Regions from separate parts of the Homo sapiens genome. Here region 2 is linked to region 1. A link is a contact called in ENCODE Hi-C data. All regions are on one chromosome and are shown on one strand. Each heading gives the region's core, a stretch centred on a gene start or an enhancer-like site at or near the end of the contact. The rest is flanking DNA. Distances are from core to core; before and after follow the strand shown.

Region 1 (4,961 bases), core at 2,105-4,604:
CAGCACACCATATTAGGTGGTGTGTGATGTTCACATCTCATTACTGATGTTAACATAGATCACTTAGTTAAGAGGGTATCTGCCAGGCAACCTCATGGTAAAGTCATTATATTTCCTTTTATAGTTAGTAAATACTTGGGGGAATGTATGTTGAGATCATATTAATATCTCATTTCCTCTGAAAATTTTACCCACTAATTTTAGCATCCATTAGTGGATTTTGTCTACCACAGTAGTGTTTGCTTTCTGGTGATTTTCCATATACCTCATAAATTCTATGTTTATTAATTGAAATTACTTTGTAAGAACGAGTTGTCCTCCCAATTTATTAATTCAATTACATATCAGTATGTACTCATGAAAATGTATTTTATTCTTTGGATTATATTTCAATTCTATTTTTATTTACTATGTGGCTCAAATTGTTCCTGCGTTAGCCACTGGGAGCTCTTTCAGGTTGGCTCCTGTGTCCTTCCAGCATATTCCTGTTTTCCTTTTTTGTTTTTGAGCACTTCTTTAATTTCTGGTACCAGGAGACGCTTTGGGTTCATCTTATATTTCTTCTACCTGAGTGCTGCAATCACTACTTTTTAAAGGAGTCCTGGTTTCTTTTATTAGAGAGTGGTATTTAGAAATCAAGATCTGGGTGCTAGGTGTGCTCATTCTTATCAGGCCATTGTTGCTTCATGGTCCTCTTTATGGACAGAGCTAGGAAATATGTATATGTGTACTAAACCATGCATACTCATATCTGTTTTTCTACCGTATCTATATAACTGTATTTTTACTGGTATTTTTACTGAAAGTCCACGAGTTCATAATTGCATCTCTGACTCCAGTGCAACACCACAAGCTTCATTCCAGCCTCCTCTTTCCTGATTTGTCACTTCTCCTCTTACAATGAGAATCCTGTCTCTCATTATCTATGATATGTATACTTATTTATTCAACTCTTGTATACATGGAAAGTGGTTTCAGACTTGCTAATGCATTGCCACATGAGAAAAAATTATACTAACTGGAGTACAATGTTTGCCTACAGTTAATTTTTGCCCCTTTATCTTAGAATATCTACTCAAAATACTTTTTTTCCACAGTTACTTAGGTCAGTTCTTTCCCCCGACCCCTTACCTCTTTCAATGTGATTTTGCTATTTACTTGTAATCTAGTTTGGTTCATTTATTAGTGTTTATATTTCAGTTGGGGTTCACCCCACATCCTTGTTAATTTTAATTGTTTTGTGGGAGTATGTGAAACATTACTATGATTTTAAAAGTCAATGTTACAAAAAAGTGGTATATGCAGAGAGGTGCCACTCCCTCCTCCTCTTCCCTCCTACTCTATTTCAGTCTGTGTTTCTTTCACCTCTTCTTTACCGTCTCACCCATAGATCTTTTTCTTTGGTTTCTTGCATGAATTCCATGAATTCGTTTGCACACATAAGCACTTGCATGTTTATTATTATATCCCTTTCCTTTATATAGGAAAGGAATTTTGAATAATATATGAAATAAAGATGAGGAAACTATTCTTTATTTGGCTATCTACACACCATATATAAATTTAAAAGAAAAGATTTTTGTGATCTTTATAATAAAATACATTTGAATCATAGTGGATTGGTGTCTACAAACTACATGTTTGTTTTTATATTCATATTTACATTTCAAACTCAAAGAAGACAAGCATATTAATAGAAAGAAAAAATGGCAAAAACTGCAGACTTCAGTTATCAGGATTCAGTGACAGCTGGCTGCACTACAGCCTGGTTAATGGACATGTAAGACTTCTCCTCCCTGAAAGCCATAATAAAGACACTGTTATTTTAAGGAAAGTAATATGACATCATATTGCTGGAAAATAAGAAGACAATCAGCTGTAATCCAAGGAATACCTTTTGGGTATGAGCATGTGGAGATATGAGGGAAGCATATTTCAGTCTGAAGAAACAGCATGAGCTCAGGAAAGCAGGTGGAACGAGGTTTTGAGAAACAGCAAACTGCCTAGTGTGGTAGTGAAGGGATGCCCTACAGCCACGTTTCTACCAGGCAAATGTATCCCATCATGCAGCTGCTTAACTATCTTAAAAGTCTCCCCGTTAAGCTTAAATGTCCAACAATGTGTGAGAGAGCCCAAACCCTTGGCCCCTTTGTGCCTGTTCCTATCTCTTATCTCTGCTCTGCTCCAATTATTTCTATACCACAGTGATTTTCTTCCAGATCTTCTGATTTAGCACTATCTCTGTGGAGTTCCATGCACACTTCTTCCAATACCAAAAATATTGCCAAGTCATTCTTGGCAATTCCTGTCCCTCCTTTATAATTGTGGTTCTCCTAATGTGGCTTTCCAACCAGCCACATGTGCATCTGGGAATTGTTAGAAGCACAATTCTCCTACCTCAACCCAGACCTCCTGAATCAGAAACAAACTGTGTCAAGACATTCTGCAGGTGATTCTCACGCACACTAATGTTTCAGAACTACTGAAATGTGGTATTATATTTACCATTGAACTGTGAAGACTAATTTTTTTTCCTCGCTCTATCAGAAGGTTTGTATATTTGAAGCTGTTTGTCTTGTTACCCAAACCCATCTTAGAACTCTCAGCACAGTTCCTCATACTGTAAATGAATTTTGAATGAAAACTTGGGTCCATAAATGTTGGTTATAGCCAACTATTGAAGAACTAAAGGATAATAATAATAAATGATCACTTATTGAGCATTTACTATGCACCAGGCATAGTAAATACTATGATCACTTATTGAGCATTTACTATGCACCAGGCATAGTAAATACTAAAAACTTTATTGGTATAAAATTCATTTATTCCTCACTATAAAATGATAACACAATGAAGTAGTCAGGAATAGCTCATTTAGAAAATGAGCTAGGCTTACAGAGTTTACTTGGCTCAATTAAAATTATAGAGCTTCAGAACAGTAGAGACTACATTCAAACTAAATTCTGCCTGATGCTAATGGATTTGCCATTTCTCTAAACCCGCTTGTAATTCATGATTAATTTTAGAGTACTAAAATTTGAAAAGCTGCACATGGTTTGGCACATCAAATTTCTCCTAGTGAAGATAACTCTGTGGAATAAAATCCGTAGTGGAGTGTTGCTCTAAAACTTACTTTAATCATGTTGTATTCACTAGTGGCCTTCTCTTAAGTAATTCTGTTGATTTTAAGCACTTCCTCCAGAAAGAGCTTTTTGCCTGGGGAATAAAGTGCCTTAGTCTGGTAAACTTACCTAAAGAAATATCCAGCAAGCAAAATGAATTGACGGTTAAGGCTCACTATTAAAACTGAAATATCATACTCATGAGTCAGACTTTTCAGAGCATCAATCCTTTGAAGACTGGGAAGCAGACCAAAAACGGCCTCACCTGTCTGTGGACCTGGATCCCCTAAATAGAGAGCCCTCTTGAGGTGTTTTATTCTGCAGATCTCTAGACAAAGCCTGAGCCTGTGAATCAAAAGGCAGTGTATGCACTTTTGTGGAAATGTAGCATGCATCAGCACTTTATTTCTTTTGATGGTTTAATAATATTCTATTGTATGAATACAGTATACTTTGTTTATCCATTTATCAGTTAATGGACATTTGGGTTGTTTTCACTTTTTGAGGATTATGAATAATGCTGTTATAAGTATTCATGTCCAAGTTATTTTGTGAACATATGTTTTTAATTCTCTTGAGTGGAATTCTAGGAGTGGAATTGCTGAGTCATACGGAAACTCGATGTTTAACTTTTTGAGAAACTGCCAAATTGTTTTCCAAATTGGCTGCATTGTATTACATTCCCACTAGCACTATATGAGTGTTCCAATTTCTCTCCATCCTCGCCAACACTCATATTTGTCTTTTTGATTATAGCTATCCTAGTGGGTGTAAAGTGATATCTCATTATGTTTTGATTTGCATTTCCCTAATGACTATGATATTGAGTATCTTTTCATATGCTTATTGGCCATTTGTTTATTTTGTTTGGATAAATAAAATAAATGTCTATTTAAATCCTCTGTCCGTTTTTTCAGTTGGGCTGTTTATCTTCTTGTTGAGTTGTAAGAATTCTTTATTTATTCTGGATACAGGCTCATTATCACATACGTGAATTGCAAATATTCTTTCTTAGCCTATAGATTATTTTCATTTTCTTGATAATGTCCTTTTGTGTGTGTGTGAAGAGGGGAATTACATTTCTGATCTTCTGGGACTCTTTCAGTTTTATTTTATTCATTTATTTATTTATATATTTTTAAATTTATCTTTTATGGGTACATGGTAGGTGTATATATTTATGGGGTACATGAGATATTTGATACAAGCATACAATCAGTAATAATTACATCAGGTTTAATGGGGTAGACATCACCTCAAGGATTTATCCCTTCTTCATGTTACAAACAATCCACTTATACTCTGTTAGTTTTTTAAAATGTACAATAAATTGTTGTTAACTGTAGTTACCCTGTTGTGCTATCAAATACTAGATCTTATTCATTCTATATAACTATATTTTTGTACCCATTAACAATCTCTGCTTTCCCCCTACCCACCCACTATCTTTCCCAGCCTCTGGTAACCATTCTTCTACTCTCCTTCTCCATGAGTTCAATTGTTTTAATTTATTTGGCTCCTAGAAATAAGTAAGTGCAAGCTAAGTTTGTATTCCTGTGACTGGCTTATTTCACGTAACATAATGACCTCCAGTTCCATCCATGTCGTTGCAAATGATAGGGTCTCATTCTTTTTTTATGTCTGAATAGTACTCCATTGTGTATATGTACCACGTTTTCCTTATCCATTCACCTGTTGATGGACACTTGGTTGCTTCCAAATTTTGGCTAAATAGTGCTGCAATAAACATGGGAGTGCAAATATCTCTTCAATAATACTGATTTCTTTTCTTTTGAGTATATACCCAGCAGTGAGATTGCTGGATTATATGGTAGC
Region 2 (4,773 bases), core at 97-2,596, 560 kb after region 1:
GAAAGAAAAGGCTGAAACTAGTGAGGCAGTGTTTCATGGGGTAAAAACATCTACCTTTGATTCTCTCACTTCAACTAGACCCAAGCAGAAGGGAACTTATTTAAACAGCAGTTCATGGAAGAAAAGCCATCATAGGCTACATCATCAACTCAAAAATGACATACCCGTGAAAGCTCTGCCTAAACATCTAAACTCAACATAGGCAGCTTTAATGTAAATGAATAGTGGAAACCTAAGGATACGATGTTTTGTTGCACTTGCCATTGGATTACTGTGCTTGACTTTGAGTCACTGCAAACTGCCATGTGTTTAGAGGTGATCCTGGATGTTGCAGGGGTCCAAGACCCAGGAGATCCTGGATAATTTAAGTGGCAAGTAGCAGACTTCATGGAGGACATTTAGTGTAAGAAAGGAGAAAACTTAGGTCCAACATGTAGAAGTTTCAAATAGAAAAGTTTTGATGTGTCACAGCAGGAAGTAAAAAAGTATCACTTCCACTCTAGGAGGATTTCCTATCAATTTGAGCTCTTCTAGTTTAATCACAGATTTTGTAAAATAATGAGGTCTGCAAAGGAATTTAAACAGGGACTACGCAACCACTTGATGGGATATTGGGAATATCTACATCGTGCTGGACAAAAATATAAATGGTTCCTTGTGTGGCTTTGGAACCCAGATTCTCCTGCATCATCATTCTACATTGGTGCCATGAGGGCCAGACACTCTCACAACACTGCCCTTCTTGCTGAAAATATCAGTAATCTCCTTCAAACAGATAACTTGACTTCACCAGACTTTTTTCAGCACTTGGCAGCTATATAAACTTTTTATTAGTCCATTTATTGTTTATTTTGCACTGTTTTGTTTTAAGCATAAAGGGGTGAAGTACTAAAATATGTTTAGGGCCCATATCCCATTAAATCACAGATACTCAGTATGGCTGAGCAAATGTTTACTTCCCAGGGTCAGCCTAAACAAAACGAAAACAGCAGTCCCAAATATTTCCTTTGCAGAATAATCACAAAGGCTGTCTCTCCTGAAATCTTAATCCTAATCTTAAATATTTGCTGTCCTAAAATGAGGAAAGTCCTGTCAGTAATTGTATTATCTGTTCTTCTTCATGCTCATCATAAATGCCAAAGGGTAATTCTTCCTAGAAAAATCAATCTTTAGTGATAACACGCAATGTGTTTTTAATTAATGAAGCTGCTTGATGCTGGCAGACTGGAAGTATCTTATCATCACATGCTGGGGAATTCACACAGGGTCCTGTCTGTGCATGCCGATCCCTGGAGCCAAAGAAAAATCTCCTGTCATTAAATCCTCTGCTGAACTAGCCTACATACTAAATAGGCAGAGGATCACGCCAGCCATCATGCTGGATAAGTGTATCAAGATATAACGCATGCCAGAAGCTGATGAAATACTTTGGCAAGAGCAGTGACCAGTTTTGTTATAATAAGTTGTGGTTTATCTCCAGTGTGGAGGGGAGAAAACTCATTTATGATTGCTCAATATTCTTGAGCAAAATACGACTGTCATCTGAATCCAGAGTAGAAGAGAGGATTTTTGTTTCTTTGTTTCTACGTTTATTTTGTTTTTAAGAGGAAAAGCAGCTTCTCAGTTGATGGGCAGTGGGAACAACACTGGATTTGTGAAGAGGGCTCACTGTGATTGAGTCACTTCACTTTTTTCCTTGCTCCTATACTTGGTACAAGTCCCCTACCCTCTCCAAGACTCATTTCCTCCTTTCTAAAATGAGGACAAGAGCACCCACTTCAGGATGAACACACAAGTTAAAGCGTTGAAGCACATTGTAGGCTATACAGATAAAGACATTGTTATTCTTTCTAGAAATAATAATTATTTGTTTCTTACAGACTCCACTAAAGTGAGAGTTGGAACTAAACATTCTCCAACATTCCTTTTAAAAAATTATCAAATTATTAGTTTTTAATTCCAAAATTTTAGGTTTTAGTTTGTAGGCCTGATTAACAAAAGCTACTTTTATTTATTTATTTATTTTTTTCCGTGTGTAGCCAAAATTGAATGTAGGCATGAAATGCAGGGAATTTTTGGATAATGGGACAGAGAGGTATTTATTGTTTCAGAAAGCACTTCCTGAAAACATTTATAACCAAAGAGCCAATAAAATGATCGGTTCAGAGATAAGTATACTGGAAGGAAATAATGACCATTGCAACACATGGCTAAACACCCTGGAATCATTCTTCCTTGTATTATTAAGCATAATTTTTACATTAACACAGAGTCAAAATAAAAGTTCCCTGCTGTGCTTACACAATACTCTGCAGCTGAGCAATAAGAACTTCGAGTGAAGTAAGGAGCAATTAGAGCAAAAGACAACTCAAACTAATTATTTTTAATCATATAAGTATAGCTTAGATCGACTCACCTGTAAAACAGGATAATTACCTAGGTATTGGATACTCTTTAAATGTTTGTAGGATTAAATTGACATTTCAGTTATAAGCTATTATTGAGTATTGGAACCAAACAAGCATGGAATACAATAGGGATAAATCAAATAATGTAACTACAGATAAATTATAATATAATAGAAGGATAATATTATTACAATATTATAACAATTATATCTACAGATCAAGGAATTTTGTAAAGATAATTGAGACAAACCAGATGGAAAAAACTTGTAAAGATGCTAAAAAACAAACAAAAACATATTGCCCTTGCTCACTTTCTTGGGCCCAGTATAGAAAAGACTAACTTCTGTATAATTTCCACCTTAGTTTCTAGGTGAAACAGTTGAACTACTGACCTCTGTGTAATTATTTCGTAATCTGCTTCCTCTTCATGAAACGTTTAGTCCAAATCTCTGTATGACCAAGCTTTTCCCATCTTCCAAAGCCCAGATGAAAGAGGTCATCCACAGAACTCCCCTGTTCCTCTACTCCACCATATTTCTCTCTCCTGCAAAGGAGTTCTCTCTAGCATTGACCTTGCAGTGGTCTATTCCATGAGGGCCAAATCTAAAGCATAGAGTCATGCACCACACAATGGTGTTTCCATCAACAACAGGCTGTGTATTCAACAGCTGTCTCATAAGATTATAATGAAGCTGAAAAATTCCTACTGCCTAGTGATATCATAGTGCAATGCATTACCCGGGTGTTTGTGGTGATGCTGGTGTAAACAAAACTACTATGCTGCCAGTTGTTTAAAAGTATAGTGCATACAATTATGTACAGAATATATTACTTGGTAAGATAATAAGTGACTATGTTACCACTTTATGCATTTAGCATACTATATTCTTGTTGATATTTTTATTGTATTTTTATACTCATAAAAAAAGTTAACTGTAAAACAACCTCAGGCAGGTCTTAGACATTGTCATCATAGGAGATGGCAGCTCCATGCACGTTATTACTCCTGAAGACCTCCCAGTGGGACAAGCTGTGGAGATGGAAGACTGATATTGATGATCCTGACCCTGTGTAACCCTAAGCTAATTTATGTGCTTCTGTCTTAGTTTTGGACAAAAATGTTTAAAAAGTAAGAAAAATAAAAATAGATACATGCCTATAGAATAAGGACATAAAGAAAGAATATGTTTTTGTAGCAGGTATATAATGTGTTTTTATTTTAAGCTACGTGTTATTGCAAAAGAGCCAAAAAGTTTAAATAATTTAAAAGTTTATAAAGTAAAATGTTGCAGTAGGCTAAAATTACTTTGTTACTGAAGAAAGAAAAAATACTCTTTTGTAAATTCAGTGTAGCCTAAATGCACAGTGTTCATAAAATCTATCATAGTGTTGAGTAATTGACTCACTGGGCTTTCATATTCACTCACCACTCACTCACTGACTTACCCAGGGCAACTTCCAGTTCTACAAACTCCATTCATGGTAAGTTCTCCATATATATGCACCCTTTTAAAAAATATTTTATCCTCTATTTTTACTTTACTTTTTTGATGTTTAGATATCTTTAGATACAAAAGTATGGAACCATTGTGTATACTCGTCTACGGTATCAAGTTCAGTGACATGCTGCACAGGTTTGCAGCCTAGGAGAAACAGGCTATACATATAGCCTAGCTGTGTAGTAAGCTCTACCATCTGGGTTTGGGTAAGTACAGTCTATGATGTTCACACAAGACAAAATTGCCTAATAGTGCAATTTTAATTTCTTAGAATGTATCCCCATTGTTAAGCAATGCACGACTGTATTCACACTTATATTTCCTGGTATCTTCCAACAGTGCTTACTTATGTCTGGTGTGGCCCACATAAAATTGATCAAATGACAAAAGAGTGATACTCTTAAAATAAGGTAAGTGGGTGTGTCTTGCAGGGTATGGAAGAGGAAATGTCAATAATACTGACCATTCAATGTAGGAAAATTTGATTTGGGACACCGTCAAGATATTACTCTCCCTTAATAAGAGTTGGCAGACCAAACAAGAACATATGGGAGAATGATCTCCAGTACTAACTGTTATTTTGCAGTGTACTAAATAAAAACTAACTTTCTTATACAGAATAAGAGACAAATTGTATTTAGAAATTGAATTTACAATTCACAAGAAGCTGAAAGAGTAATTTACACTCTGCAAAAGGATAGAGACTTAAGAAAAGCATAGACACCCAGTTCTATGTCAGAACCCGACAGGCACAGGCTCAAAGGAGCCCCATCTGCTCTAGAACACGAACCACTTCTTACTTAAGGCTTCTCACCAACATTCTTTTGAGAAGGGAAGGAGAATGTAACAGGAAAACTGTGCTATGT

The links. Hi-C counts contacts between places; a loop is a spot of excess contacts on that map. Pooled maps may share reads with other maps.
Region 2: a map of IMR-90 shows a loop between it and region 1 (2.9-fold over the local background). The contact joins two enhancer-like sites. A Hi-C loop is called at or near these places in 3 of 168 maps with a recorded cell type or tissue (Calu3, IMR-90 and mammary epithelial cell) and 3 of 50 pooled maps.

Annotation. Positions count from the first base shown.
Region 1 is chr7:46,366,742-46,371,702 of GRCh38, forward strand. No RefSeq gene overlaps it. Among named protein-coding and RNA genes, the nearest start is that of IGFBP3, 450 kb to the left of the region's middle. Within about 2 kb of position 3,355, at least 2 of the 41 ENCODE cell types and tissues checked have a DNase peak (open chromatin) inside an H3K27ac peak, as active enhancers do.
Region 2 is chr7:46,931,570-46,936,342 of GRCh38, forward strand. The region is part of intron 1 of LOC124901626 (a long non-coding RNA gene); the gene reads right to left. Among named protein-coding and RNA genes, the nearest start is that of SNORD151, 530 kb to the right of the region's middle. Within about 2 kb of position 1,347, at least 10 of the 41 ENCODE cell types and tissues checked have a DNase peak (open chromatin) inside an H3K27ac peak, as active enhancers do.